Linked DNA regions of Homo sapiens: regions 1 and 2 are each linked to region 3. Evidence: chromatin loops called from intact Hi-C (ENCODE). Cell type or tissue: dorsolateral prefrontal cortex. All regions are shown on one strand. Each heading gives the region's core, and the rest is flanking DNA. Links, peaks and the distances in the headings are about the cores only. Region 1 overlaps C12orf43 (chromosome 12 open reading frame 43). Region 2 overlaps SPPL3 (signal peptide peptidase like 3). Region 3 overlaps CABP1 (calcium binding protein 1).

Region 1 (8,456 bases), core at 679-4,678, 360 kb after region 3:
CAGACTTCAGAGACCTGGGTTTTGAATCCCGGTTTTGTCACTTATTAGCTATGTCCCTTAAGCAAATGACTTTATCTCTCTGAGTCTCTGTTATCCACCTGTGCAGTGGGAACGATGAAGGTCCCTACCTCTTAAGGTTGTCACAAGGATTGAAGGGGAAAATGGATATCAAGCACTTGTGGCACACGGCCTAGCCACAAGTAGCTGCTCAGCAAATGGTAGCTATGATGACGATGCAGATGATGACTGTCATCAAGAAAAGCTTCAGCCTTCACAGGCTCTCTAACATAAAAATAAACCACATTTCTCTAGAGGCACAAGGCCAGGAAGCATGTGTCTGGTGAGTGCAGATGGAGATGCCACTGTGCACAGCAGAGAACAAGGCTCTCAGCAATGCCCTCGAGGCAGACGCAGCAATGCCCTGGGTGCTTTCCCTAACCTCCCTTCCTGTATGCCAAAGGTGCCCCCCAAGCCCTGTTCAGGAAAAGCAACCCGGGGAGAGGGAGTAGAGATGATGCCACCCAGGCACCTGTTCTTGACCCCACACAGTGGTTCAATGGTGGCCATCAGGGGCATTTGGCAATGTCTGGAGACATTTTTGGATGTCACAACTGGTGGGGTGAGTGCTACTATCATCTAGTAGGTAGAGGCCAGGGATGTTGGTAAACATCCTATAATGGGAAGAAGAAGGATAGACCCCCACGACAAATGCTAGTCAAAGATGTCAGTAGCGCCAAGGTTGAGAGACACTGACCTAACACTAGGGACCAAATGCAGTATCATTTACATTTCCTTTTTTTTTTTTGAGATGGGATCTCACTCTGTCACCCAGGCTGGAGTGCAGTGGCACGATCTCAGCTCACTGCAACCTCTGCATCCTGGGTTCAAACGATTCTCCTACCTCAGCCTCCCAAGTAGCTGGGATAACAGGTGCACGCCACCATGCCCAGCTAATTTTTGCATTTTTAGTAGAGATGGGGTCTCACCATGTTGGCCAGGCTGGTCTCGAACTCCTGTCCTCAAATGATCCACCCGCTTCAGCCTCCCAAAGTGCTGGGATCAGAGGCATGAGCTGCCACGCCTGGCCTAAGGTATCATTTAGATTTCTTTGGAGAAACATGAAAATGCTGCAGGGAATATTCTAACCATGGCTGACTGGCATTTCTACTGCAGAAACATCTCTGTGACTCAGTGCAATGCCAAGCAGGCCCTGTTCAGCCTGAAGCCAGAGAGTCACAAAGGAAAACTGCTCCCACAGGCTGAAATGCAGCTGCCTTCCTAAACACCTCCTCTACTTTCTCCAATTGAGGGGAACCCTGTGGGATTCAGGCTGCGGGGCTCTGGCCCATCATTCTGTCTCAGAAGAATAGCTGGTTCACACTTTGGGAAGGCTCATTTGTCCTTTTTGATATCTACTTTGAATGGAATGACAATGGCCCCAAATCCTGCCTCATCTCCCTTTCAAAACCCTGCCAGGGCTCTGCCAGTCAGGAACAGATCTAGACCAGTGTATCCCCAGACCTGTTCCGCAGGTTGTTGACTGGTTTTCCATGAAACAAAGGCACTGTGGCCAAACAAGTTTGGAAAATGCTGGGCTAAACAGTTACACAGGTCTCTTCACTACAGGAATTCTCAGAGCCTTGAATATACTACTCTGGCTTGCAGTCTGCAAGGACACGTGGAGGTATGTAGATTGCAGTGTTTCTCACGCTTCTTTGCTGTTGGACCTCCTTTTTTCTAAAGCCACGCTTTGGGCTAGTGCTAGAATCCAAATGTTTGTGTCCTCCCCAAATTCTTATGGTGAAATCCTCACCCCAGCTGGGCATGGTGCCTTACACCTGCAATCCCAGCACTCTGGGAGGCCGAGCCGGTGGATCACTTGAAGTCAGGAGTTCGAGACCAGCCTGGCCAACATAATGAAAACCCATTTCTACTGAAAATACAAAAAATACAAAAAATTAGCCAAGCGTGGTGGGTGCGCACCTGTAACCCCAGCTACTCAGGAGGCTGAGGCATGAAAATCGCTTGAACCCAGGAACTGGAGGTTGTTGTGAGCCGAGATCACGCCACTGTGCTCCAGAGGGAGACTCTGTCTCCAAAAAGAGAAAAGAAAAAGAGAAATCCTCAACCCAAGGTATTAGGATTAGGAGATGGGGGCCTTTGAGAGGTGATTAGGTCGGGAGGGTGGAGCCTTGATGAATGAAATTGCTGCTCCTATAAAAAAGGTCTGAGAGAGACCCCTCGCCCATGCCACTATGTGAGGACACAGTAGGAAGGCGCCATCTGTACTGGGAAGAGGGCTCTCCCCAGACACTGAATCTGCTGGTGCCTTGATCTTGGACTTCTCAGCCTCCAAAATGTGAGAAATACATTTATTTTGTTTATAAGCTACCCAGTTTATGTTATTTTGTTATAGCAGCCCATATGGACTCAAACAGGTTGTATCCTTGACACCTACTTTAGGAATGCCAACCTGAATCCTTACCGACTGGGTTATCAACCTGTGCTGAGAATGTAAGATAGAGACCTGGCACAGTGTCTAGCATACAGAAGGCACCCAAGAAATAGGAACACGGTCCTTCCTTGCCCTCTTGTGGCGGGAATGAGCTTCTCGATGTTCCTCTCTTACTCTCATGGTTGCAGGATAATGCAGGGGTTAAGAACATGGGCTTGGCCCGGCACAGTGGCTCACGCTTGTAATCCCAGCACTTTGGGAGGCCAAGGCAGGTGGATCACTCGAGGTCAGGAGTTCGAGATCAGCCTGGTCAACACGGTGAAACCCCGTCTCTACTAAAAATACAAAAATTAGCCTGGTATGGTGGCAGGTGCCCGTTAAGTCCAGCTACTTGGGAGGCTGAGGCATGAGAATCGCTTGAATCCAGGAGGTGGAGGCTGCAGTGAGCCAAGATTGTGCGTGCCACTGCACGCCAGCATGGGCGACAGAGTGAGACTCTGTCTCAAAAAACAAAACAAAACAAAAAAATGTGGGCTTGGAGTCAGACGCACTTGGGTTTGAGGCCCAATTCTGTTCCCTCCTGGGTTCTGAATCCTGGCTTTGTCACTTAATAGCGGTGTCCCCTGGGCAAATGACTTTGCCTCTCTGAGCCTCAGTTACCCATCTGTACAGTGGGAATGATAACAGTCCCTACCTCTCAGGGTCATCAGAAGGATTAAATGAGAAAATGGACATCAAGCACTTAGCACAGAGCCTGGCCACAAACAGTTGCTCAGTAAATGGTAGCTGCGATGATGATGTGACTTCAGGCACACCTGTCTCCTTGCTGACAGCCTGTTTCCTCACCTGGAGGATAAAGGTAACAACAGGACCCACATGATAATGTTCTTTATAAATGCAGGGAGATGACATATGCCAGGTGCCTGCCACCGTGCCAGCCTGGACACCGTGAGCTCCCAGCCAATGTGAGCCATTGCTGTTCATATTAACAAGGGCAAGAGAGGAGAAACTCCACCTTTGTTTACCTGTCCAGCAGGGCTCCCAGCTTCTTGGCTACGTGGGCTCGGAATTCAGGGGTGGTCTGAAGCTCGTTGCCATCTTGTTCATGCTCATTCACCTTATGCCTACGACACACACAAAGAGACCTCACTTCCTGCCCGCTCAGAAGCTGTCCCCATGAGCACAGGGACCATGTGTGTCTTGTTCACCTGGAAATGCCAGGCGTGAAGCCTAGCATCTGGCACACGCAGGGGATCAGTATTTGTTGAATAAGTGAAACTTGAACCCAAAGTGCATAGTACCTGAGGCTCGGTTGGGAGGTTGACAACTGGCTATTTGCAGCACCTGTGGAAAAATGAAAATTAGGGCATTTATAGAGGAAACAATGACAGCAACAACAAATGCGTGCCAGGCACTATTTTCAGCAGCTTAAAATACATATAACTCATATATATACATACACATGTAACTCATATATATTATATTTATATATAACTTAAAATAGTTATATACCCATAACTTCAAATAGTTACATATAATTTAGTTATATATGTATATAATATAGTTACATATTTTATGTAAGTACATTATATATATATATATCTTAGTTATATAACTTAAAATATATATATAACTTAGTTATATATATAAAACTTAAAATAGTTATATATATAACTTAGTTATATATACATAAAACTTAAAATAGTTATATATGTAACTTAAAATATATATAACACATATAACTCAGTGAATCTTCCCAACAACCCGATTGGAGGGATTACAATTATCCCATTTTGCAGAAGAAACGTCAAAGATATGTAAAATAACTTGGCCAGAGTCAAATACCTAATAAGTGACAGGGTTGGGCTGGGGGCCCAGGCCATCTGACTCCTGAGCCCCCTCTTAACCACCACGCTGTGCTGAACAGGCAGGTCTAAGTGTGATTTGACTGCACAGTTTAATGCCTGCCTGGCTGTGTGCTAAGTGCCGTGGAAGAGAGAGAAGATGGCTCTTTTGTGGATCACATTTTTCAAGCCAAAACGGTGGGGATGCCCGGCCTTTTGGTCATTCCCTCAAACCAGATACTGAATGCCTTTTATTAACCAGGTGTTGTCATTGCTGAGCAACTTACTCGACTATCACTGTCTGCAGGAGCTTACATTCTAGTTGGTGGAGAGAGATGATAAACACACATACGTAAACAAAATGTCAAGTTGGATAATGCTAAGTGTATGGAAAAAAACGGAAACAAAGTAGGCGAGAGAGGTGGGGAGTGTTGGGCTGGGGATTGTTAACATAAAGGTGGGCAGAGAGGGCTTCACTGATAAGGCAACATTTGAACAGAGATTTGAGAGAGGAGAGGGAGTGAACCAAGTGGACATGTGGGACACAGCCTTCCAGGCAGAGGGAAAGCATCTGCAAAGGCCCTGAGACTGGAGCCTGCTTTGTGTGTTTAGAACCAGCAAGGAGGTCAGTGTGACCAGAGCCTGCCCAGTAAACCGGGAGCAGCAGAGATGGAGAACTCAGAGGGGCCAGATCATGAAGGGCCCTGACGTGGGCCAATGGGAGGACCTGGACTTTGAGGAGGAGGAGCTCTGGAAATGAGCAGAGAAGGGACATAAACTGACCTGGGTTTTGACAGAACATCTTTGGCTGCTGTGCAGCGTGAGACTGTTGGGGCAAAGGCAGGAACACGGAGTCTGCTGCAGTAATTGATGTGGTGAGAAGTGGGTGAACTCCAGATAGATGCACTTTTAAGATGGAGTCAAGGCCGGGCGCGGTGGCTCACGCCTGTAATCCCAGCACTTTGGGAGGCTGAGGCAGGCGGATCACGAGGTCAAGAGATCGAGACCATCCTGGTCAACATGGTGAAACCCCATCTCTACTAAAAAATACAAAAATTAGCTGGGTGTGGTGGTGCACACCTGTAGTCCCAGCTACTTGAGAAGCTGAGGCAGGAGAATCGCTCGAACCCAGGAGGCGGAGGTTGCAGTGAGCCAAGATCACGCCACTGCACTCCAGCCTGGTGACAGAGCAAGACTCCGTCTAAAAAAAAAAAAAAAAAAAAAAAAAGATGGAGTCAATAGGATTCACTGATGGACTGACTACAGGGCGTGAGAAATGAGTGAAAGTTAGCTCTGAGGTTTCTGACTTAACTAACAAGACAAAACGTGCTTGTATATTTAAGGGGCCAACTGAACAAAGTGGACACTTGGTAGCTCCGGGCCCAGTGGAGGGCCATGGTGTAAGAAACAGCTCCATGGGGGCACTGCTGTGTTTATGTCATCACCCATACACATTGCATCTGTGTCCTAGTACCTTGTGGTCTGTGTCACTGTACTCCAGAGCACAACACAGAATGCTAAACACGCCCCATGCTCCTGGAGGTGGGTAATGTGGGGGCCTGGATGGACAGTCTTTAAAGACCTGGTCTTTCGTCTTCAGCACATAATCACTTGGAAGAAGAGCATCTCTTCCATCATGACTACAGTGTGATGAAGGTGAGGTACCGTCAGGGAACAGAAACAGTATTACAGAGGGAGACAGTTCAGTTGAGTCCTGGCTCTGCCACCAAGCTGTGTGATGCCGGGCAAGTCACTTTCTCTCCCTGAGCCTTTGTTTTTCTCATCTATAAAATGGGAATACGATTACCAACCTTCTGGAGTCAGTGTTGTGGACGCTGTTTCCATACCCATCCCCTTCCTGGATTTGTAAGCTACTTGAATACGTGGTCTGCCTCTTTTTACCTCTGTATCCCCAGATCCTGCCATAGTGTCTTGGTTTGAATTAATTGTCAGAAAAATAAGTCAAAGTAGATGCTACCCTAAAATTAAAGTGGTTTGAGTGACGAGTTCATCACTGGATTTAAGAGCTGTCTCTAGAGGTTACATAAATAAAATAGTGACCTATATTTCCACAGTCATGGACCAAAGGGTGGGAGTTTTGACCACAATAGACACTTGTCCATGGCAGAGTGGCACAGCAGCAATGAAGAGCATGGACTTGGGAGTCAGGTAGGCCTGGGTTTACGCCTGGTTCTGCCACTCACAAATTGGACAACCTTGGCCAAGTTATTTTACCATTATGAGAATCAGTTTTCTGTAAAATGGGGCTAATACACCCTCTTGTGGCATTGCTGGGAAGATGAAAACAGACAACAAATACAAAGTGTTTAGAACAGGGGCAAAAAGAAAATTCTCAACTCCTGGTGGCTATTACTAGACGCACTCAAGAATGTAATCTAGGCTGGGTGTGGTGGCTCATGCCTGTAATCTCAGCACTTTGGGAGGCCAAGGTGGGCGGATCACCTGAGGTCATAAGTTCGAGACCAGCCTGGCCAACACGGTGAAACCCTGTCTCTAATAAAAATATAAAAAAAAATTAGCTGGGCCTGGTGGTGGGCACCTGTAATCCCAGCTACTTAGGAGGCTGAGGCAGGAGAATTGCTTGAGCTTGGGAGGCGGAGGTTGCAGGGAGCCAAGATCGCGCCATTGCACTCCAGCCTTGGTAACAGAGCGAGACTGCGTCTCAAAAAGAAAAAAAGAGACCAGGCGCGGTGGCTCACACCTGTAATCCCAGCACTTTGGAAGGCCGAGGCAGGTGGATTGCCTGAGGTCTGGAGTTTGAGACCAGCCTGGCCAACACGGTGAAACCCTGTCTGTACTAAAAATACAAAAAATTAGCTGGGCGTGGTGGCAGGCGCCTGTAATCCCAGCTACTAGGGAGGCTGAGGCAGGAGAATCACTTGAACCCAGGAGGCAGAGGTTGCAGTGAGCTGAGATCGTGCCATTGCACTGCAGCCTGGGCAACAAGAGTGAAACTCCATCTCAAAAAAAAAAAATGCAAAAAAAAAAAAAAAACCCCAAAAAACAAACAAACAAACAAAAAAAACTAGAAGCCGAGCACAGTGGCTCACACCTGTAATCTCAGCACTTTGAAGGTTGAGAAGGGAGGATCACTTGAGCCCAGGAGTTCGAGACCAGCCTGGGCAACATGGCAAAACCCCATCTCTACAAAAAATACAAAAAGTAGCTGGGACTATACATCTGTAGTCTCAGCTACTTGGGAGGCTGAGGTGGGAGGATCATCTGAGTAGGGGGAGGTCGAGGTTGCAGTGAGCCATGATTGTGTCAGCCTCGGTAACAGACTGAGTCCTAGTTTTGAAAAAAAAAAGAGCGAGAATTAGGCAGGAGGAGGAAAGCAGTCCATGTGGAAAGACCAACCACATATTTGCCACCATGTATTGGGCCTTTAAGATGTGCCAAGCACTGTAGATTGCATTATCTCAGTTACTTCTCAACCTTATGGGGTGGGTACTATCACTACCCGCACTGTACAGATGAGGAAATTTAGGTACAGTGAGATTTAAGTACTTTGCTCAAGTTCCCACCGCTAATGAGATGGAAAGGCAGATCTGTAAATAGAACTTGCAGAGAAAACTGTGGTTATGGTACTAGGGGGTGAGAGGGGCAGACTATGGTCTGGAAGCTACCTACAGGAAGTGCAGTATGGCAGGAGGGAAGGAAGGGAGAGGAAGGCAATGGATCACCAAAGGGCTTGTAAGTCCTTTTAAACAAATCCAGCGGTTCTTAACCTTGCTTTGCCATAGCCTTCTCTAACAGCCTGGTGAAGCCCGGTTCTCTTCTCAGAGCAATGTTTTAAATGCATGAAATGCAACATACAGGATTACAAAGAAAACCAATGATACCGAAATTTAATTATCATGATAGTAAACAACCAAACTTGTGATGTATGTGCTTCTTACATCTTAGATATAGAGATGGGTCTAAAAATTAGAGTGGCACATTTTAAATCAGGGATGAGTGTAAATGACTTTTTTCCCCAATATCTTTTTATCAATAAAATGATATATTGATATCTGTATCTGCAAAGATTGTAATGAGATATGAAAATCTGTGACTTCTGTTGGGATAAAGTAACGGCATTGCCAGAACTACTGTGGCTTAGTGCTTGCAAGACGGAAAGAGATGCTAAAATTCAG
Region 2 (10,828 bases), core at 2,579-6,578, 200 kb after region 3:
AGCAGTAAAATACTAATACTTGCTTGACATGGATGAACCCTAAAAACATGAAAGCTAAGTGAAAGAAGTCAGACACAAAAGGCCATATATATTGGATGATTCCATTTATATGAAATGTCCAGAATAGGCGAGTAGATTAACAGTTACTTAGGGCTGGGGTGGGAAAATAAAGGAATGGAAAATGAATGTTCATGTGTATGGGTTTCTCTTTGACGGGGATAAAAATTAGTGATGATGATTGCACAACTAAAAACCAGAATTGTGGCCAGATGCGGTGGCAGCACTTTGGGAGCCCGAGGCAGGTAGATCGATTGAGCTCAGGAGTTCAAGACCAGCCTGGGCAATATGGAAAAACCCTATCTCTACAAAAAATACAAAAATAGCTGGGTGTGGTGGTGTGCGCCTGTAGTCCCAAGCTATTTGGGGGGCTGAGGCAGAAGGATGGCTTGAGCTTGGGAGGCGGAGGTTGCAGTGAGACAAGATTGTGCCATTACACACCCCAGCCTGGGCAACAGAGTGAGACCCGGTCTGAAAAAATAAAATAAAAATAAAAACATCGCTTGAACCCAGGGGGTTGCAGTGAGCCAAGATTGTGCCACTGCACTCCAGCTTGGGCAACAGAGTGAGACTCCATTTCATTCATTCATTCATTCATTCATTAATAAATAAATAACCATAGAATTCTATATTATGAAGGGATGAATTTTACGGTCCGTGAAAAACTTACTAAAAAAAGAAACAGGCTGGGTGCAGTGGCTCATACCTATAATCCCAGCACTTTGGGAAGCTGAGACAGGTGGATCACCTGAGGTCAGCAGTTCGAGACCAGCCTGACCAACATGGAGAAACCCCATCTCTACTAAAAATACAAAATTAGCCAGGTGTGGTGGTGCATGCCTGTAACCCCTGCTACTCCAGAGGCTGAGGCAGGAGAATCGGTTGAACCCGGGAGGCGGAGGCTGTGGTGAGCCATGGTCGTGGCACTGAACTCCAGCCTGGGCAACAAGAGCGAAACTCCATCTCAGAAAAAAAAAGAAACAATGAGATATACAATACTTTGAACTATTAAAATCTTTATTATTCATCAGTTTTCTTTGCTAGTGTACTTTTAAGTTAAAAAAATAGTTATATATATATATATGCACAAAACATCTGGATTGTCTCCCCATCTCAACTCAGTTTTTCATTATAGAGTCCTGAAACCTTCATGTTATGGAAGTATGATAAACGAAAGGCCAAGTTATAATTATTTTTTGTAAAAGGGTGGAAAGAGAAATTGCCTCAGTTTGTTCATTCATCTGAATTACATTAAATTACTTGACTGTGTAAGTCAGAAGTTCTGGAATATGAAACAAAACGTATTAATTGGCCAAGTCCCAGTCTGTGCTTTATACAATTAGCCCAATGTTACAAAAACAAGTATCCCTTGTTATCCAAATCTATTCAGTTTCTGAGTTTGGAAAGTGAAAGGTCAAACACAGAGTGGTAACTGAGTTTCCTTTGGTCAGAGAGGCTCAATATCTGACAAGCTAGCAATTACTTCTTTCTTCAAAGCAAAATAAGCATCAATATAACATAGCTTTCTGCTTTTACCACTAATCAATAGCCCGAGTCACAGGATTATTGGCTTGTATATTTAAGTGTGCACCTGTACTATTAGGCATTTAAGGCAAAATTTGACACTAAATAAACTATTACATCTAAAACTTCCATCATGCCCCAATATTTGTTGAAATCTGGAATAGTAAATTTGAGGATCTGCAGGCTGAATTATTTTAGATCACCAATACAGACTGTGTACAGTATTCCAGATAGAAAATAAATGGTTTAAAATTGTGATGGCAAGAAGTGCTCAAAATTTGAAATTGTGGCCCAGAATCATGCATAGAAAGTTGGCATTTTTTAGGTAGATAAGAAGAGGGAACACAGTTATAAACATCCCCTGAAGGTGTACTTGATTCATAAAAGTAATAATGGCAACGAGCACCACAAAGTTAAAGACATCTACAGACAATTATTAGAAACTTGTTCCTTGACCTAAGATAAGGGCAGAACATTACACTATACACTAAGAGGCTACAGAAAATGGAGGAGAAGAGTTTACTCATAGGTTATAAAATGTTCCCCAAAAACATGGTCCTGAAGAAATTATTTTTCAATAATAGTAGAAAAGGAAAAATTAGTCCATTTGGGCTGCTATAACAAAATACCTTAGACTAGGTAATTGTAAACAACAGAAATGTGTTTCTTCCAGCTCTAGAGACAGGGAAGTCCAAGATTCAGGTGCCAGTAGATTCTGTCTGGTGAGGACTCACTCTGCTTCATCGATGGCAGGTTCTCGGTGCATCCTCACATGGTAGAATAGGCTAACAAGCACTTTTGGGCCTCTTTTATAAGGGCACTAATCCCATTAACGAGGGCTGTGCCTTCATCACTTAATCACTTACCAAAAGGCCCCCATCTCTTACACCACCACACTGGAGATTAGGTTTCAACATAGGAATTGGGTGGGTGGAGGGAGGGGACACATTCAGACCACAGCACACAGTATTGAAAACAGAGGCCTTAACAAACATGCATAGTTAATAGAAAAAAATGCCATTTTTAAAATGCAGAAGGACCTGCTGATTAGTGACTTAGAAACTGGAGGAGGCAGTACACATACAAAACAACTTCAACTATACATTTTGCACTATTTCTAGGTTGAAATGTATTAAATTACAGCCTCAAACTAGTAGACTCAGTTAGTTAGTATATCCCCAGGAATGCAGATACAAGAGGACCTCTGTGCCTATGCTTCATTCAACAGTGTTCACAGTGAACGGATCACAGTAGGGCTACATGTCTGGGTTCACAGGTAGGAGGTATACATATACAAGTTATAACATAGAGTGACATTTCTATAGATTCACATTAGATAAAAAGTACGTTTGCTATCCCCATTCTGTCTTAGAAAACACAATTACCTGTTACATCTATTCTTGATACAATCTTTTGTGATTTAAGACTTGCCTATAATCACCGTCTCCTTCACTTCTATTCTCTCCTTGACCCATTCATATCTACTCTACTGAGAATGTGCGTGTCAAGATTATGACTGATGCTCAAAGCCAATATTCCTGCTGTTATTCAACTTAACCTCTCTGTAGCATCTGACACTCCCTCCTTCTTGAAATTTTCAGCTTTTGGTTTCTCCAACATCACCATCTACTGGTTTCCTCCCACCTCACTGGCTGTTCCTGCTCAGTCACATCTGCCAGATCCTTTCTCCTAGAGTTCCCAGGGCACTAGGTGTACTCCTCTTCCCAGTGTACACAATTTCCCCAGTTATCTTAGAAAGTCCAATGGTTTCAAAACATTTGTTCTCAGGCCAGGCGGGGTGGCTGATGCCTGTAATTCCAGCACTCTGGGTGGCTGAGGTGGGTGGATCGCTTGAGGTCAGGAGTTCGAGACCAGCCTGGCCAACAAGTTGAAACCCTGTCCCGTCACTACCAAACATACAAAAATTAGCCAGGCATGGTGGCACGCGCCTATAACCCCAGCTACCTGGGAGGCTGAAGCAGGAGAATCGCTTGAACCCGGGAGGCGGAGGTTGCAGCGAGCCAGGGTCGCGCCACTGCACTCCAGTCTGGGCAACAGAGCGAGATTCCTCCCAAAAATAAATATAACATAACATAACATAAAACAAAACAAAACAAAACATTTGTTCTCTGCTGCTTAATCATAAACCTACACCTGTAGCCCTGTCTTCTTCCTGGAATGCCAGTCATATATTTGATTGCAAATTTGATATCTCCAATTGGCTAATAGGTATCTTAAACTTAAAATGGACAAAATAGAACTCTCGATTTTTCTCAAAAACCTGCTTTCCCCCCAGTTTTCACTGTTTCTGTAAAGGCACCATCCACCCTAGCATTAATGGCAAAATCTACAGCACAAGTAAATGAACCATACCTCCAAAACATAGCCTAAACCCTTCCACTTCTGTTTCCCCGTTATTAGCACCCTAATTCAAGTCACTACCAACTACACTACTGCAATAGTCTCCTAACTAGTCTTACTCCCATTCTCCTTCGCTCAACCCACACACAACCAATTCTTTATGCCTGAAGTGCATTACCGTGCCTGTTTAAAATCCTCTAACAGCCTCCCATCGTGCTGATAAAACCCAAGCTCCTGTCTACCTATCTGATCTCAATCTTACCCTTCTTTCCCGACTGCCTGCCCCCCACACCCCACACACATGGCTGAGTGCCCTTTGATTTCTCAATACAAACACTATGTCAGTTTCACTGGTCTTCTTTCTGCTTTTTAATACCCAACTCATTCCCACCGTAGGACTATTCCCTCTGCTTAGAATGTGCTTCCTATGATCTTTTTATGGCTGGCTTTTGTTTTTTTTTTAAGCAAAAGACAAAAACCAACCACCAAAATGGATCTCAACAGAGCTCTAAAGCCAAGGGCATGCCCAGCACTCCCAACACAGCGACTCCCGGAGGCCAAGGGCCCACGGGCCTACATCCCCTCTCAGCACTGAACAGAAAGTTGACTTTCCTTTTTACAATTAAAAAAAAAAAAAGCTGACTAATATTGCACAGGAGTAACAGAAACTGCCTAATTGGAAACAGAAACTATTTACATTGAATAAAAAGCCTGGCTGCAGGCTGCATGTGCCACATTTACAGCACAGTGTGATGCACACTGTGACCGAACCATGGAGGCAGCTTCTGCACTCACACTGGAGCCAAGTGTTTGCCACGAGAGTAAAGCAGAGGGCAAGAGGAGTGAGAGGGAGGGGTGTCGCATTCACTTCTGGTTCCGGAGCGGACTAGACAGCCAGCCCAGTCCTTGATAGAGCCCGTCGCCACTGGTGGCACAGGTGGCCTGAATGTACCAGTTCATGTGGCAAAGGGAGTGCAGTCCCAGCTTGTCTGTGGTCCCTGCTGCATTCACGGCATTGGAGAGGTCCTGCTTGTTGGCAAACCCCAGGAGGACAGTATCCCAGAGCTCGTCCTCGGCCAGCATCCTCATGAACTCCTCGCAGGCCTCAATCATACGCCCTCTGTCAGTGCTGTCCACTACAAAAATCAGGCCTGTGTGTTCTGGAAGTAGTGGCACCACAGAGGCCGGATCTTGTCCGAGCCGCCCACGCCCCACACAGTGAAGCTAATATTCTTGTACTCCATGGTTTCCACGTTGAAGCCTATGGTGGGAATGGTGGTCACCATCTCCCCCAGCTTAAGCTTGTACTGGACTGTGGTCTTCCCTGCAGCATCCAGGCCCACCATGAGGATGCACATTTCTTTTCTGTCAAAAAGGCCCTTGAAGACGTTGGCAAAGATGTTATGTTCCCCATGCTTGTGGACAGGTGGAAGGACGCTGGGAAGGGTACCTCAGTGGCTGCTGCTCCGAGCCAGGTACTGTTTTGCTCCCACCAGGGCTGGCTCTTTCTTGTTCTTCAGACAGCAACTTAAATGTCACCTTCTCAGACAGGCATTTTCTGCCTACCTAATTTCAGAGCCACCCCAATTACTATTTTAATTGCTTAGAATCCATTATCTATCTATCTATCTATCTATCTATCTATCTATCTATCTATCTATCTATTTTTTTGAGGCACAGTCTTGCTCCGATGCCTAGGCTAGAGTGCGGTGGTGCAATCTTGCTCACTGCAAGCCTCCGCCTCCCGGGTTCAAGCGATTCTTATACCTTAGCCCCCAAGTAGCTGGGACCACAGGTGCATGCCACCACGCCCAGCTGATTTTTGTATTTTTAGTAGGGATGGGATTTTGCTATGTTGGCCAGGCTGGTCTCAAAGTCCTGTCATTACTGATATTTTTTTTAGGGTTAGCTCTGTGAGAGCAGGGGCCTTGATGCTTCATTCACTGTTACAACAGTGCCTGGCACATACATAACAAGAGCTCAGTAAATATTTTAAGTGACTGAATAATTGAAAAGTAGGGACATTCCAAGAGTAACAATAAAATAATTTTCTAACTTCATAAATTCATTTCCAACACATGCACAGTAATGACATATTTGTTTAGCATGGCAATTTTATCAAAGATATATGCTGGGCTCTTTAAATAGATTTTCAATTATATTAAAAGCAGGGAATTTTATTGTTTTAAATTGACGAAATAATCGACAGTGTCTGGTTTACTTGCATAGCTGCTAGTATTTCCATTTAAAATAGTTACCTTAGAATTTTAGAGCCTGAGCATGTTTTATTCTATAAAAGCTATGGAGAGTAAAACAGTAAGCTACGGTTGATCTGCTTACTTAGTGTATGCTATTTAAGAGTGGAAAGAGAAGTCTCAAAATTGGAGTTTTAAAAACTTGCAACAAATTAGATAAAATTTTTTAAGAATAACAAAGCTCTCAAGAAAAATCACTTTTTTAAAATAAAAAAAAATGGCTTGTGGAAAGCTGGCAAAATGGAATAGAAGTAGTCATGTTTTGAGCATTTAGTTGAGCCATTTATAAAGTTCTAAACTGGTTTCACAGAAATTCTTGGAACAGATTCCATATTTTTGTTTGCCAGATAGAGGGCAGGAAGAAAACACCCAACAGAGTTCATGTGGGTGGGAGTGTGGAGGTTTCTTTCAGGCCCTCATCTGGGTGTTTATATTGTGACAGCAAACTCTGTGGTTAAGCTTGTGCAGTAATTAAGTAGTATGTTTATTATAACTAAATCTCAATAGACTTTTCTAAGATTTCCCCTCAGGCTCAGGGAGAAGTGAAATAGGATTCTGACTTATAAACCCAGATAAATGAAGTTTTATGTTACTGAATACCTGCACCAATAGCCTCAAACTTCATTATGCATAAAACCAAACGTAAGGAAAAGAGAAAAAATAAATTCAAACAAAATAAACCAGAAGAAAGGGAGATGTAACATCAATTTCAACACTAATTAGAGAGGGAAAAAGAAGAATTTAGCGTCTCTTTGGGGAAGGTGGAAACATGAATTCAGTTTATTTTTATTTATTTATTTATTTATTTTTTAAGACAGGGTCTCACTCTGTCACCCAGGCTGGAGTGCAGTGGTGTGATCTTGGCTTACTGCAACCTCTGCCTCCTGGGTTCAAGCAATTCTCCAGCCTCAGCCTCCCAAGTAGCTGGGACCACAGGTGTGTGCCACCACACCTGGCTAATTTTTGTATCCTTTGTAGAGACAAGGTTTCAACATGTTGCCCAGGCTGGTCTAGAACTCCTGAGCTCAAAGCAATCTGCCTGCCTTGGCCTCCCGAGGTGCTGGGATTACAGGCGTGAGTCACCAAGTCTGGCCTTATTTTTTATTTTTTTAAGTAGAGGCAGGTCTCACTCTCTTGCCCAGGACGGTTTGAAACTCCTGAGCTCAAGTGACCCTCCCACCTTGGCTTCCGAAAGTGCTAGGATTACAGGTGTGAGCCACCACACCTGGCCTTGGTTTAAAGTAACCACTGAACTGCCTTTGAATCTAGTAAAAAGGGAGCTAATATTTATAATTAATATTCCATAGCAGAGAACTGTCTTTCTGTTCTCCTGTACCTGAGTACCATAATCACCCTGGGTGTGTCCCCTGGCTTTCAAAATGCCACATTGAATCTGAACCGTGCTCATTTTAACTACCGAGAGAAAGGAGATAATCACAAGTTTGGGGAGAGAGTGATTTTTATAAGTGGCTGAATGTCTGGTGACAGAAAAAGGGAAGTAAGGCATTATGTAAAACTTAAAACAAAATCTAGTCTTGTTCATCACACTGGTGTGAGATAAGGTGGTGGTGGTGCATGTGCACAAGTAAGAGCAGATTCTGACCTGCACTACTTACCAGCTTCTGATGAACTCAGCAGCCGAATCTATTAAAGGGAGAGGAAATTCACTAGCACTGCCCTGACAGAATCTCAAGGTTGCTCTATAAGCAACTAAATACAACTATAAGCAAAGTTGTATTTGCAGTGTTGTTCTCCAACAGCCACTTTCTAATGTACAGGATCAGGATATATCTCAAGGAGTCAGAAGAAAGGCCAAACCACAGCCATAAGATCGCACTGAGGACTACAGGGACACCATGGGTCTAGAGTTATTCTCACAATCACAGAATTAAGACCTCAAGTTAAAGTGCTTGAACATGGCAGGGAGCCCAAGAAGGGTGGAATACCAAAACTGCTATTTCTTGTCCAATCTAATGACTGAGAATAGTGGTATCATTAACAGAATGGCAAGGATTTACTTTAACTTACTTGCCCCCGCCACACCCCAGAAAGTGCTAGTCTATCTAACAAGTATTATTTTAGAATTGCTGTATTATTTTAGTCATCTGCATATTTTCGATGGACTTATAAATTAATCTATATATTTAACATAAGCCAAATTGACAATTTTCATAACTACTACTGATTGTTCCATTTCTCAAAAATCACAATTAAATCCAAAAGGTTACAAAAGGAAAGGTTAGATTTCTCACAGATGCTTTAAATTACTGCTCTTTTACCATAGCTCATTATACCTAATGTGTAAGAAAATAGTAAGGACAAAAATGCCTTAAAAATTTGTGCATAAATTACTTTTTATCACTTTAGTGTAATAACACTAATGATCAATGAGCAAGCTACAGGTGATTTGTGTAACACTCAATTTTGGTTTTTTTTTTGGCCATCTTTCAAGGCCCAGGATGTAATACAAACTTGATTACTATGTAAATATCCATCTCTACAAAAAATTTAAAAATTAGCTGGGCATGGTGGCACATGTCTATATTCTTAGACATGCTCATGGAGGCTGAGATGGGAGGATTGCGTGAGCCCAGGAATTTAAGGCTGCAGTGAGCTATAATCAACGCCCCTGCATTCCAGCCTGAGCAACAGAGATCCTCCCTCTAAAACCAGAGGAAGAAAACAAAAAACAAAAGAAAACAATAATAATAAAAAGTAAAACTAAACCTAAACTTTACCTGATACTCTCTTTCCCTCTAACAAAGTTATTAGAGATGGGCTCAACTCTAACAAGCATCTAAATCAGTACTCTAAAGGTAAAAAATAATTTCAGGTAATCAATACCAACTTCTACAAAGTTGTAGCCAACTGGCAACACAATTTCTGAAGACATTCTATTGTTTAAGTAGATACGAATAGATTAATGAGCCACCACAGAGGCAAGTGAAACAGGATGATCTATCTATACTAGCAATGGCCTAAGGTTACCAAGATATAGCAAATACAGGTAAAATGTAGACATGTTGAGAAGATTTCCTTTGAATTTTACTTAGAAAATCCAAACAGCTCTAAAAAACAGATCAATATATACTCTGTACGAAGTGATTTTTGCACGTGGCATCTGAAAATATGTCCAAGAAAATTTCTAGCTTCTATCAGGCATGCTAGTTAGCTATGAGGAAGCTTGACTAGTGCACAATACATGTAGTCTTTACCTTTTGGGACCAGGAAAATCCTATTTATCCGAGACTCCTAAAAACCACTCTGGGTTACAGGTTCTGGATCTTCTCACACATACCCTCCCCCTACAATTCTCATGTCCTCAGGCCTTACCACTTCTTTGTGACAGCTGCTGCTTTATAAAGACATAATTCTAGCGTGAAGTATTTCTACTGGAAAATCTGGGATTGACAGGATGTTGACAAGGACTCAGTAAAAATAACCATTCCTAACAGAGTGTGTAGATACAAACAGGCAGTCACTGGTCAGAAGTTTTCCTCAGCTGAGTCACCCGGCCATGGAAAACCCCAAGTTTGCACCTGAGAGGCTCTGAAATACTACCCTCTGGAGTGCAAATATAAAACACATTAGGCTTGGAGAAACTGTTCTAAAGCAACTTGTTGGACCAGCTAGATTTAGAAATATAATGGATGGTTGGTAAAAGGTAACTCTAGGGGCTGCCAAGGGAACTCAGTTCCAAAAACCCTTCCCATAAAATTAGGCTTTCCAGAGACACACATCTTAGATGTTCCAGAGGTTTATGAGTCCTCTCTGTTGCCCCTTTCAAATCTAAATACTTCCTCAAAGTCTCTAGAGCCATCTGTTAAGGCCAAAGTAAATCTCAACATGTCTACACCACAGAAGTTTATGCCGCATTGTAAGGAAGTCTAAAAGGCCAAATGAATGCACAGCTACTTGGGAGGCTGAGGTGGGAGGACTGCTTGAGCCCAAGAGTTCAAGACCAGCCTGGACAACATAGTGAGACCAGCCTTTAAAAAAAAAAAAAAAAAAAAACAAAAGCCAAATGCTGCTATTCTGGATTTCATACTGTGAAAAAGAATGAAAGAATGTTAGGTTTTTTGACAGTGGACGTTAGGGTTTTTCAAACACTTTCCCTTTTTAAATGTGAGTAACATCCTATATTAGTTTCCTACTGCTGCTGTAGAAATTACCACAAATACTGACTTTACACAAGCTTATTCTCATAGTTGCGGAGGTCATGAATCTGACATCGGTTTTATAGGGCTGGTTCCCTGTGAGGGCTCTGAGGGAAGAATGTGTCCTTGCCTTTTTCATCTTCTAGAGGACCACCTGCATTCCTTGGCTCACATTCCCTTCATCGATCACTACAACCTCTTGTTTCCATCGTCAAATCTGCTACCACTCACTCTGGTGTGCCCACCTCTTCCAAGGACCTGTGTGATTATATTGGGCCAACACAGATAATCCAGGATAATCTCATCTCAAAAATATTAATTTGATGCCATCTGCAAAGTCTCCTTTCCTATATTCATAGGTTCTAGAGATTAGGACATGGACATGTTTTAGGGGTCATTATTCAGCCTACCACACAATTACCAGATTTAAAATTCTATGAAGTATACTTACCTACAGTATCTCGTTTAGATACT
Region 3 (10,828 bases), core at 2,695-6,694:
TCTGACATGAAGGCAGCCGCACATGGATTTGGGTTGCGTGGTGCTGCTGTGGTGGGGCCATAGGGCAGTGGTGTGTGGCTTTGTTCCTGCAGGGAGCCCTCGTTAGCCGAGTTAGCTGGAAACAGTTCTCTGGAGTAGAGATGTGGATGCAGAGCCGTGAGAGTTAGTGAGGCGATGTGTCAGGGGAGTTCACTGCAGTGCTTTGTGTTAATGAGGAGGTGTAGGCTGCCAGGGCACGAGTGGTCTTTGGATTGGGGCTGGGTTGCAGCAGGAATGCTGGGTTGTTGAATGGGTGATACCAATTCATTCATTTATCAATTATTTCTTGAGCATTTATTAAGGAAACCTTCAGGGGTTTCCTTAGTTCCTGTGGTTTGTTTGTTCAGACATTTGCTAGACACCAGGAAGACAACAGTGAACCAGATAGCCAGGGCCCTGGCTGTACCTAGCAGTTTGGAAGGGTAGGTCATTGGCCTAGAATCATACACTTTCTGGTTACTCAGTTTGCAGCTGATCTGACTCAGCTCCTGAAAAAAAAAAAAAAAAAGAGTCCTTTCTTTCCTGTCTTGCAGAATTTGCCTACATGAGCCCTTTCTGAGCTCCGAGCATTGTAGCGACGTGCTTTTGTTTCTCCTTCTAATTTCTCAGTCATTAAGTGAATTCTCCGGCCCAATGTTCTGAAATGTCACCAGGGTCACCTGAGTCAGGAGGAGCTGGAAGTTCCCATCAAATATTTACTACCTCCCTGTGGAAGCTCTTGCCTCTCAGCTGCGGGCTTTTACTTTAAAGCCCAGCACATTCAGTTTGGGCTTCCATCTGACACCTCGAAGTCATCTACGTGAGCAACAACAGCAAACCCAGGCTGGGACTTTCGTGTCAGAGCCTCCAGTCTCCTGTGACAGAGAGGAATTAATCTTTTCTTCCCTTTTCTCCGTATTGAGATTTCTGTCCTTAGAGGCAGGGTCAGAACCAAGAGAAGGCAGATGGGGTTCTGAATACAGAAACTTTTAGTTAAGATCTGCTTAGAGAAAAATACAGCCCTGGGGAAGTATATTTTTCATGACTCCCCAAGTTTCATTTGTTTTTAACTTAAGTGAATTGCTTAACCTCATTAAGTCTATTTCTTTTTTAAAAAATATATTTTATAATAGAGACAGGGTCTCACTATGTTGCCCGGGCAGTCTGGAAATCCTGGGCTCAAGTGATCCACCTGTTTCAGCCTCCCAAAGTGCTGGGATGACAGGCATGAGCCACCGTGCTTGGCCAAGTCTATTTCTTTACCTGCAATGTAGGGATCATCAGGGTGCTTGGGAGATTAAATGAGATACGGAGAGATAGAGAGAGCTTGGCCCAGGCCTGGCACGGAGCCCTTGCTAACTCTATCAGTGTTAGTTATTCTTCTTCTTTGTTGTTATTGTTGATTAACTACCAAGGCCTTCTTCCTTTTCATTTGTAATAGTCTCAGAGAGCCAGTGTTCAGAATCACACTGAAGGCACAAAGATGAATTCCTACCTTAAAGGAAACAGGGATGAAAACTCTCCCAGTGACCTCATAGAGCATCCTTATTGCATATGCATGGAGACAGCGTGGTTTTGAGGCTAAGGTGTGGAATGGTGGCTTGGGAGACAGCAGAGATGCAAGTTCTAATCCTGGCTCTGTCACTTTCGATCTCTGTGTCCTTGGGCATGTTATTTTCTCTCTCTGGTCTTGGTTTCTTCATCCAGGAATGAGATTGACAAAAACTGCTTTGCAGTTATTAGGAGGCTTACACAAGATTAAGGATATCAAATGCCTGGCTCATAGTGAGTGCTGGATAAAGGGCAGCCTTCATTAATGTTATTGCTATTATTAATAGGGTAATTGAATGAGGGCCTGGGTAAGGTACTTTGAAAGCTGATTCTGAGCCAGGTGAGGATGGCTATTAAGGGAAGGAGCTGAATGTCAAAGGATCTTCCGTACTCCCTCTTTGTGGCCAGCTAAGGACATGCCACCCAGCTGTCTAGAGAAGATGTGATGTCAGAAATTAACTCGGCAGAGGCATGATGACATGGGGCTTTAGGTCTTGGAAGACTATTTTAAGAAACAGGCTTTCTGCTCCTTACCCTGAGCTTGAGAAGAAACATGCCTTGTGGAGGAGGCAAATGTGGATAAAACCCACAGCTCTGTCCCATCCTTCCCATTTTTCCAGCTGTAGAAACACGTCTCCTAATACAGATAGGCTATCCCTGTTCCCATACTGCTTTGCACATAGCAGGATCACAGTATTTAATGAATGAATGAATGAGTGAATGAATGGTATCACCAGCCTCCGGACTTCAGAGGCTTCCTTAGCTCCTGTGGTTTGTTTGTTTATTTTGAGACACAGTGTCACTCTGTCACCCAGACTAGAGTGCAGTGGTATGATCTTGGCTCACTGCAACCTCTGCCTCCAAGATTCAAGCCATTCACGTGCTTCAGCCTCCTGAATAGCTGGAATTACAGGTGCCTGCCACCGCACCTGGCTAATTTTTGTATTGTTAGTAGAGATGGAGTTTCACCACGTTGGCCAGGCTGGTCTCGAACTCCTGACCTCAAGTGATCCATCCGCCTCAACCTCCCAAAGTGCTGGGATTACAGGAGTGAGCTACCACGCCCGGCCAGTTCCTGTGGTTGAGATGGGGAGAGAGGCCATGGTGGTTTGGGTCATGGATTTAATTGCACTAAGCCTAGGTTCCTAAGATAGGGCTGTGTCTATTCCTCACTCCTACTCCAGTCATGTGTCTCCCTCCTTCTCTCTGAGAGGGCTTGGAGCCCCTATAGGCTTTCTCTGGGGCCTGGGGAGAGGGAAAGTGAGGGTCAGCTTGTGGTTAACATCAGCCACAGGTGATAGGAGTGGCTTGGAGTCAGTTCAGTGAGAGCCTCCAGGAGGTCAGCCTTTACCTCCAGCTGTTTTTGAGAGGCAACAATAGCACTTGAGGCCTCAGTCTAGAGCCCACTGCACAGTGGACAAAGTGTCTTCTTATCTTCACAGCTACCTGTGAAGGTTAGCATCATCAACTCCCCCCAACCCCACCACAACAATTTTAGAAATGAGGAAGGCTTGGCCAGGCACAGTGGCTCACACATGTAATCCCAGCACTTTGGGAAGCCAAGGTGGGTGGATCACTTGAGGTCAGGAGTTTGAGACCAGCCAGGCCAACACAGTGAGACCCATCTCTACTAAAAATACAAAAATTAGCTGGGTGTGGTGGTGGGCGCCTGTAACCCCAGCTACTCGGGAGGCTGAGGCATGAGAATTGCTTGAACCCAGGAGGTGGAGGTTGCAGTGAGCTGAGATTGTGCCTCTGCACTCCAGCCTGGGTGACGGAGGAAGACTCTGTCTGGAAAAAAAAGAAATGAGGAAGGCTCAAGAGAGAGGAAATGACTTGTCCAAAGGTCATATAGTAAGTACATGGCAGGGCCAGGTGTAGTGGTTCACATCTGTAATTGCAGCACTTTGGGAGGCCAAGTCAGGAGGATTGCTTGAGCCCAAGAGTTTGAGGCTGCAGTGAACTATGATTGCACCACTGTACTCTAGCCACAGTGACAGAGTGAGACCCTGTCTCTAAAAATAAGTAAATAAGTAGGTGGCAGGACTGTGCTGAGAATTGTGGTCTGCCTGCCTCCGAAAATACCTGCCTGTTCTGTGTGTGCCATGCTGCTTTGGTGGGAGGTCACATAAGTGTGTTCCCTGTTCGTCAGAAGCATCTGCAAAGCACCTCTCACGTTACAGTCCAGCTTTCCCTGAGTGTCTTAGTACCGGGCTGTCATCCAAGTTCAAAGGCTGGTGATAGTTCAAATGCTGGTGATAGAACTGACCAGCGCCAAAGGCCAGCCTCCCTTCTAATCAGGAATAATCAGCAATGAGTTTATCCTTCTCATCCCTCTGATCCTATCATTCCATTCCAGCACTCAAAGTAGGGCTTCCGGAGGCCCAAGGGCTGCTGCCACAGTGGATAGAGATGGGAGGTGAGGGCATACAACATGCTTCACTCCTTACAGGAAGCCCCCACCGTTCAGCCTTTTTTGTTTTTTGTTTTGTTTTGAAGAGACAAGGTCTTGCTCTGTCACCCAGGCTGGAGTGCAGGGTACAATCATAGCTCACTGCAGCCTCAAACTCCTGGGCTCAAGTGATCCTCCTGCCCTAGCCTCCTGAGTATCTATGACCAGGGGCACAGCTGCCATGCCTGGCTAATTTTAAAATTTTTAATAGAGATGGGGTCTTGCTATGTTGCCCAGGCTGGTCTTGAACTCCTGGCCTCAACTGATCCTCCCACCTCAGCCTCTTGAAGTGCTGGGATTACAGGCATAAGCCGCCATACCCAGCTGTTCAGCCCTTTTAAAATTTCCTACTGAAGGCTGAGCCCTCTGTCCCTCCTGCCTATCTGCCCGGCTCAAGTTAGCTTAAGTAAGCTTTAAAGCACGTCGAAATCCCTGGATCCCTTGCTATCCTCAAACCTCAAGGTAGTATCAGCTCCTGCACCTGCCCCCAAAGCAGGATGGGATTTCTTCAAAGTGTGTGATTTTTCCATAGGGACCAGGTTTTGCCGGCTCCTGTCTCCTGTTTCCAACGACAGAGGCATATCCCAAGGTCGACAAGTGGGTGCTATGCCCGGACTGGCCTGCAGGGGGCAGGAACCACCAGATTTGACTGAGTTGATGCCCTGCTGAATAAATGGATGCCACGCTTGGCCCTTTAATACCAATGCTGGGCAGGGGAAGACGGCGCTTTCTAGATGCTTGGCACAGTGCCAAGCCCTTTGCATGTATTATCTCATTAGCTCCTCACAAGAGCCCTGTGGGAGGTGCTATTAGAATCCCTATTTTATAAATGAAGAAACTGAAGCCGAGAAAGATCAACATGTCCTCTAGGCCACATGGTTACTGAGCAGCAGACAAGATTTTTTTTTTTTTTTTAAATAGAGATGAGGTCTCACTATGTTGTCCAGGCTGGTCTCGAACTCCTGGGCTCAATGATCCTCCTGCCTTGGCCTCCAAGGATTACAGGTGTGAGCCACCATGCCCGGCCCAGGATATGATTTGAATCCAAGTCAGCGTGACTCCTCAGTCCAAGCCTTTTTTTTTTTTTTTTTTTTTTTTTGAGATGAAGTCTCACTCTGTCGCTCAGCCTGGAGTGCAATGACGCGATCTCGACTCACTGCAATCTCCGCCTCCCGGGTTCAAGGGATTCTCTTGCCTCAGCCTCTCGAGTAGCGGCGACTGCAGGCACCTGCCACCACGCCCAGCTAACTTTTGTATTTTTTTTTTTTTTTTTTTAGTAGAGACAGCGTTTCACCACGTTGGCCAGGCTGGCCTCGAACTCCTGACCTCAGGTGATCCACCTGCCTATGCCTCCCAAAGTGCTGGGATTACAGGTGTGAGCCACCACGCCCCGCCCCAAGCTCTTAGCCTCTACATCAGTGCTTCCCAACACTGGCTGCAGGTTAGAATTACCTGGGAGTACTAAGCAACACCAATGCCCAGTGCCCATTGGAGACAGAATTAAGTTAGAATTTCTGGGGAAGCTCCCCAGTTATGCCAGTCTACAGCCAGCATTGAGAATCTCTGCTTTATGCTGTGCTGTTTTGGCCTTTACATATATCCACCCATTCATACCTGGACCTTAACCTGAGCTTCCCTCTGGGGTCCCTAGTGAGCACTATTGTTTCAAAGGAACCTACATATGGTCTATTTTCTAGATTTTGCCTGCAAGTCTTTCCTGATCCCCTAGACTCAGACAGATTCCCCTCACTCACATTCCCAGAGTTTTTGTGTTTTCCCTTCATAGCATTTATCTGAAATGTAATCAGATAACTGTGTCCCAGCTCTAATATCTCCTGCCCACCTGCTAGAATGTAAGCGTCCTGAAATCAGGAACTGTGTTTCTCTTATCCCCCAACAACGTTCCCAGAGCCAAGCACGGTGCCTGACATTTCTCCACTGGACAAGTGATACTTCTTTCTTCCATTTAAATAATTACTGATCCAGTAGCTATTCGGTGTCTTACACTTTCTCATGTATGCTATATAAGCAAGCTAGGAAAAGCCCCATTTTTCCAGTGGCGGAAACTGAAGTTCAGGAATGGGAGGCAGCCACCCAGTCAGAAGCTGGCAGCGCTGGGCATGGTGTCTCATGTCTGTAATCCCAGCACTTCGGGAGGCCAAGGCAGGTGGATCACCTGAGGTCAGGAGTTCAAGAGTAGCCTGTTCAACATGGTGAAACCCCATCTCTACTAAAAATACAAAAATTAGCCAGGCATGAAGTTGTGCGTCTGTAATCCTAGCTACTCGGGAGGCTGAGCCAGGAGAATCGCTTCAACCCAGGAGGCAGAGGTTGCAGTGAGCTGAGATTGCGGCACTGCACTCCAGCCTGGGCAACAGAGCAAGACACTGTCTAAAAAAAAAAAAAAAAGAAGCTGGCAGAGCTAGACTCAACCCCAGACCTCCCCGTCCTTCCCATTCATTGGAGTCCACTGACCCCTGCCTGGGCCTGCTTCCTTCATGCTGTTTCCAGGAGACACGCATCATCACCCTCTTTTCTGTTCTTTAGTCATCAATACCCGCCCCCCAGGCTCCTCCTCCTCCATCTCCCCCTCCAGAGGTTTGGCCCAAACAAGGCTGCTGAGTAACTCCCCTGATTAAACCATTGCGTGGTTGTCAGCAGCAGCACCGGGGAGGTCCAGGAGTTATCCAGGGACCTCCTTCCCAGCTCCCTAGGAGTGAGCACCCTCTGGGCAGCGCCCCCACCCATCTTCCTAACAGGAGTTCTGAGCAGCCCCCCCACACGGGAGAAAAGTTCCTGGGAAAGGAGGCTCTCCGGGCTGAAAACTGAGCTAGCGTGCAAGAATGGGCTTGGGAGGAGTTCTGCTTCCAGTCTATCTCTGGTGCCCCCTGCTGGAAAAAGCTGGGTGCAGGAAACAGGGACACTTGCACGCGGGGAATCTGGCTGGGGCTGTAGGTCTCAAACCGGACATCTGAGGCGTGAGATGAATTCATATCAAAGCCGACCCTGGAGGGACGAGGAAGAGCCAGTCATCTAAAAAGCTCCAGCTGTGGGACCTCGAAGAGCGCTTCGTAAAGGGCTTCTTCTCTGCCCGGCACCCCAAGGAAGCTGGGGAGAGGTCTTTGCTGTGGATGAGGCAGGGGGCGAGGAGGAGGAGGTTCAGAGACCTTTTGCTCATGCCCTCTCTGCCTGCGCTGCCTCCGTCATGCTCCCCTCGGGGCCATCTCCTGGTTTCCTTCGGGTCAGAGAAATTGCACACAGAGCAGAAGGATCTGATCTGACTGTTGGCTCATCTGCACTGCCGGCCCCCGAGCCTCGTCCCATTTCAGTGACAAGGCAAGTGTGAAAAATGGAGCATGATGGAGGCGTCACCAGACCTCCCAGGCTCTCGACTGGAGCCGCAGCTCTCAATGCAGCTGGAATTGCCAGGGGCAGTGAGTGCTTGTCCAGCTCACTGCTCTTTGGAAGGGGCATTCATCTCCCTGAGCGCTTGTGTGTGCATGCATGTGTGTGTGTGTTTGTGCGCGCGTGTGTGTGTGCATGCACGTTTGTGTGTGTGTGTGTGCGCGCGCGCACACACACAAGGCTGGGAGCTGTGCGGCAGGCACCCTGGCTTCGGGAACCCAAACTAGCCAGCTTCCCTTTCTGGGCCTGCTGGCCTAATTCCCAGCCGCAGCTGCCATTCTGGGCCCCCCTCCCTGAGGCCATCTCCCTGCAGATTTGGCAGCGGGGAAAGGAGGGGCCGAGAGAAGGGGAGAGAACCAGAGACAGGACTGAGCGCTAATCTGATGTAGATGATCCGGCAGCCTTCTCCAGCTTGGTTCCCCTCTGCCATCAGCTCTCCAGGTGACTTTCCCTGTGCCCTGCACTCTCCCCTTCTGCTTTCATCTCCTTAAGAAAGTGCCCAGAAAGTTAAACCCACACACAAACACACACACAATCCACCCAAAAAAAAAAAAAATCGGAGAGCAGGAGCAGGCAGACGAGTAAGAGAGCACGCGCGCAAGAGAGGGCTCACATCCGTCCTGGAGGAAGAACGGCACAGACGGAGGGAGGCTGGGGTTGGCAGAGACTGGGACGGAAGTCCCTCAGTCCCCCAGGAGCCTCCTTCATGGACCCGGGGATCCCAAGAGGGGCTGCCTCAACTTAGGATGGGCAACTGTGTCAAGTATCCACTGAGAAATCTCTCAAGGAAGGTATGTTTTTGGAGTTTCCAAGATCTGGGGCTGGGGATTGGGGGTATCTCACCATCTGTCTCAGAGGTTGGGCACAGAAAGGGTGGCTGGAGCTTGCTATCCTTCCCAGGGGTTCTGTCCAGGGCTGCCTCCCTGCTTCTACCCCAAACACCCTCCTATTGCCGTTTTCTGTGTCCCAGGCTTTGGGCATGGCGGTCGGGGTGAAACTGTGTTTGGGAATTTGCACAAGGCTTAGGAAAGAAACTGTGTAGCTTTGGGGTTTCTAGGATGTAAAATGAAAAGGGTGGATCCTTAAGATGTCAGTGAACTTGACTGGCACCTCAGTCATTCAAGGGACTGGCCAAGTCCCTTAAAACCGGCAGAATCTGAAGACCCTTCCCAGCAGCAAGGGCAGGGACTCGTTCATATCCTTTGAGGGTCTGTGAGCCTCTCTGATGGCCTCTAAGCCTTCAGAATTGTGGATTTTGAAGTAGATCCCATTGCTACTGAAAGGAACCAAACAACAATAATTCTTCCCCAATAATTCTTGAGTTAAGTCAGAGTATCTCAAATAGGACCCGAGTGGTTTTAGGGCCCAGGAGTTTTTCCATTAAGAAGTAGGCTGCCCGGGTGATGTGTTGAGCAGGGGTTGCATGTAAGTCACTTTCTGTGGTGGCTTTATCGCCATACACTTGGATTTGTTTTTGTTTTTGCAAAAATTCCTTTTAGAAAGAACATGATCATCTCTAAAGCATCTTTCATGCAAGGCTGGGTTTGCACCTATAGGGTTTTGGGTTAGGTGGGCTCTGCGTATTTTTCTAGCCCTCTGTTGCCAGGCCATAGAAGAGACTCAGGTATTATTTAAAGGAAGAGGGAATGATGGCGTTGTTTTCCTCCAATTCTTCCATTTTCCAGACAAGGAACTTGATTGACATTCAGAGGGAGGGGTTAAGTGACTTACCTATGGCCTCGGGTGAGCTATTGGCGTCTGTATCCCCAACCCCATCCTATCTTGGTCAGTTTACCAGCCTCTCAATTTAGGACACTTTGGGCTTTTCTGCCTGTCGTCTTCCTCATTTGGCTAAGCTGCTCACATCAAATTCCTTCTAATCTTTGCTGTTCCTTAGATCCTTCCAAGGGCTTGTTGTTTCTTCCATGCACGCCTCCCCCATAATCTGGTATCTTCTTAGGGGAGTCTTCTGCATCGGAAGTGCCCTCCGCGCTGTCCCAGAGAAGCAGAAAGTGATCTGAATTAGCCCTTGTAATAGGTTCCATCCAGAGCTTGAGGAAGTGAACTTAAGAACAAGGATTATCCTTCTGTCCCACCCATCTTCCCTTACACAACAGCATGCTTAAGAGTCAGATTACACAGGCCTCCTCTTTCTGGCCATGTGACCTTAGACAGATTACTTAACCTCTCTGTTCCTCGATTCCCTTGTCCATCCATCAATTGGGCATACTAATATCCACCTCTTAAGGTGATTCTGGGAATGAAATAAAGTGCTGTGCACAGTGCCTGGCCTATAGTAGTCAATAAATGTTAGTATTCTTGTCATCATAACCATAATTGTTCCACTCTGGGTTTTAGAGAAGCGGGATGGAGGAGAAACAGGAAATAGGAGAGATTTTCAGTCCACAGAGTAAAAGATAAAAAAACTTACTGCAGTCAATTTCGTGTTTCTATCATAGTATTAATAATTGCTTTTTTTTTTTTCTAAATATCTGCAACATACCTAATGTCTGTTATCTCATTTTCTCTTTTCCGCTACATAGTTCTTTTGGCTGTTTTATAGAGAAAGAAGCTGGACTCAGAGATAGAGCCTTCCTAAGGTTACACAGTCGATAGGAAGCAGAGCTGGGATTTAAACCCTGGTCTGTGTAAAATCAGAGCTGGCATTTTATTTTTATTTTTTCCTCTACGAGAGGCTGCCTCTCTCTTTCCCCTGCTGTCAGAAATGTTATTCATAGATTTCTGGATCTGACCTTAGAAGTCGTCTAGTCCAAATTCCCGCTCAGCGCATCAGTCCCCTCCCCGCTCACCAGGCACTCCCTCATTCGGCTTCTCCTTGAAGACATTCATTCGGCAAGAGGGAGCTTTGATGTGCATACTCTTGGCCAGCTTGTATTATTAGAAAGCTGTTAGGTCATGAGGCACACTTGCCCCTCCTGTTGCCATGCCACACTTAGGAGACGTTGCCTTGGTGCCAGGAGAAATTGTCGGTCCATGGGTTGCTGCCCACTTGGCTTCCTGAGCGGTATCTGGGGAACTGGAAATGGTGAGAGGCAGCCTGCACCAGGCTCAGAGCTGGGCAGGACCAGGCTGTCAGGTGCCATCATTGGCCAGAAAAGAATTGCAGCCTCTGGGGCAACTTGGTGTTAGGCAGTATTATGATCAAGAGATGCAGTGGAAATTCCCCAGCTACCACTCTCCATTCTTCATGGGAGCAAATTCCTCTCCATCCTTCTCATTTCTTTCCTGATTGGCAGATGCTCCCCCACTTCCTCTGCAGCCAGAAGTAAATGCCTTCTGGCACCCAGCATCTCTTAAATTACATCACTGCCACCACCATCATCATCGCCATCATTGCCATCACTATGGCAACTCTATTTATTCACCTCCTCTTGCCATGCC

What was found. A loop is a pair of places that touch in the nucleus more often than their neighbours do. Peaks named below come from ENCODE experiments on the same cell type or tissue, not always from the same donor. Only the 100,000 strongest peaks of a DNase experiment are listed, where the experiment ranks them.
Region 1: a loop joins it to region 3, with 2.5 times the contacts of the local background. A loop is called at or near these places in 8 of 110 quality-filtered maps.
Region 2: it touches region 3 in a loop (1.9-fold over the local background); 4 of 110 quality-filtered maps call a loop at or near these places.

The regions. Positions count from the first base shown.
Region 1 is chr12:121,007,348-121,015,803 of GRCh38, forward strand. C12orf43 (chromosome 12 open reading frame 43) reads right to left here. Exons shown (of 6, transcript NM_022895.3): 2 at 3,757-3,799; 3 at 3,481-3,579. Among named protein-coding and RNA genes, the nearest start is that of C12orf43, 4.9 kb to the right of the region's middle. RefSeq lists an enhancer at 8,319-8,456. In dorsolateral prefrontal cortex, for the core only: a CTCF peak has its summit at 2,596 (motif pointing left); a DNase peak (open chromatin) is centred at 2,621.
Region 2 is chr12:120,840,303-120,851,130 of GRCh38, forward strand. The region is part of intron 1 of SPPL3 (signal peptide peptidase like 3); the gene reads right to left. It also overlaps the pseudogene ARF1P2. Among named protein-coding and RNA genes, the nearest start is that of SPPL3, 59 kb to the right of the region's middle. In dorsolateral prefrontal cortex, for the core only: no CTCF peak of the experiment used is centred there; a DNase peak (open chromatin) is centred at 4,892; H3K4me3 peaks cover 927 bases; H3K27ac peaks cover 4,000 bases.
Region 3 is chr12:120,642,466-120,653,293 of GRCh38, forward strand. All of the region lies in intron 1 of CABP1 (calcium binding protein 1), which reads left to right. Among named protein-coding and RNA genes, the nearest start is that of CABP1, 7.3 kb to the left of the region's middle. In dorsolateral prefrontal cortex, for the core only: CTCF peaks have their summits at 4,645 (motif pointing right) and 4,846; a DNase peak (open chromatin) is centred at 4,646; H3K4me3 peaks cover 603 bases; H3K27ac peaks cover 1,459 bases.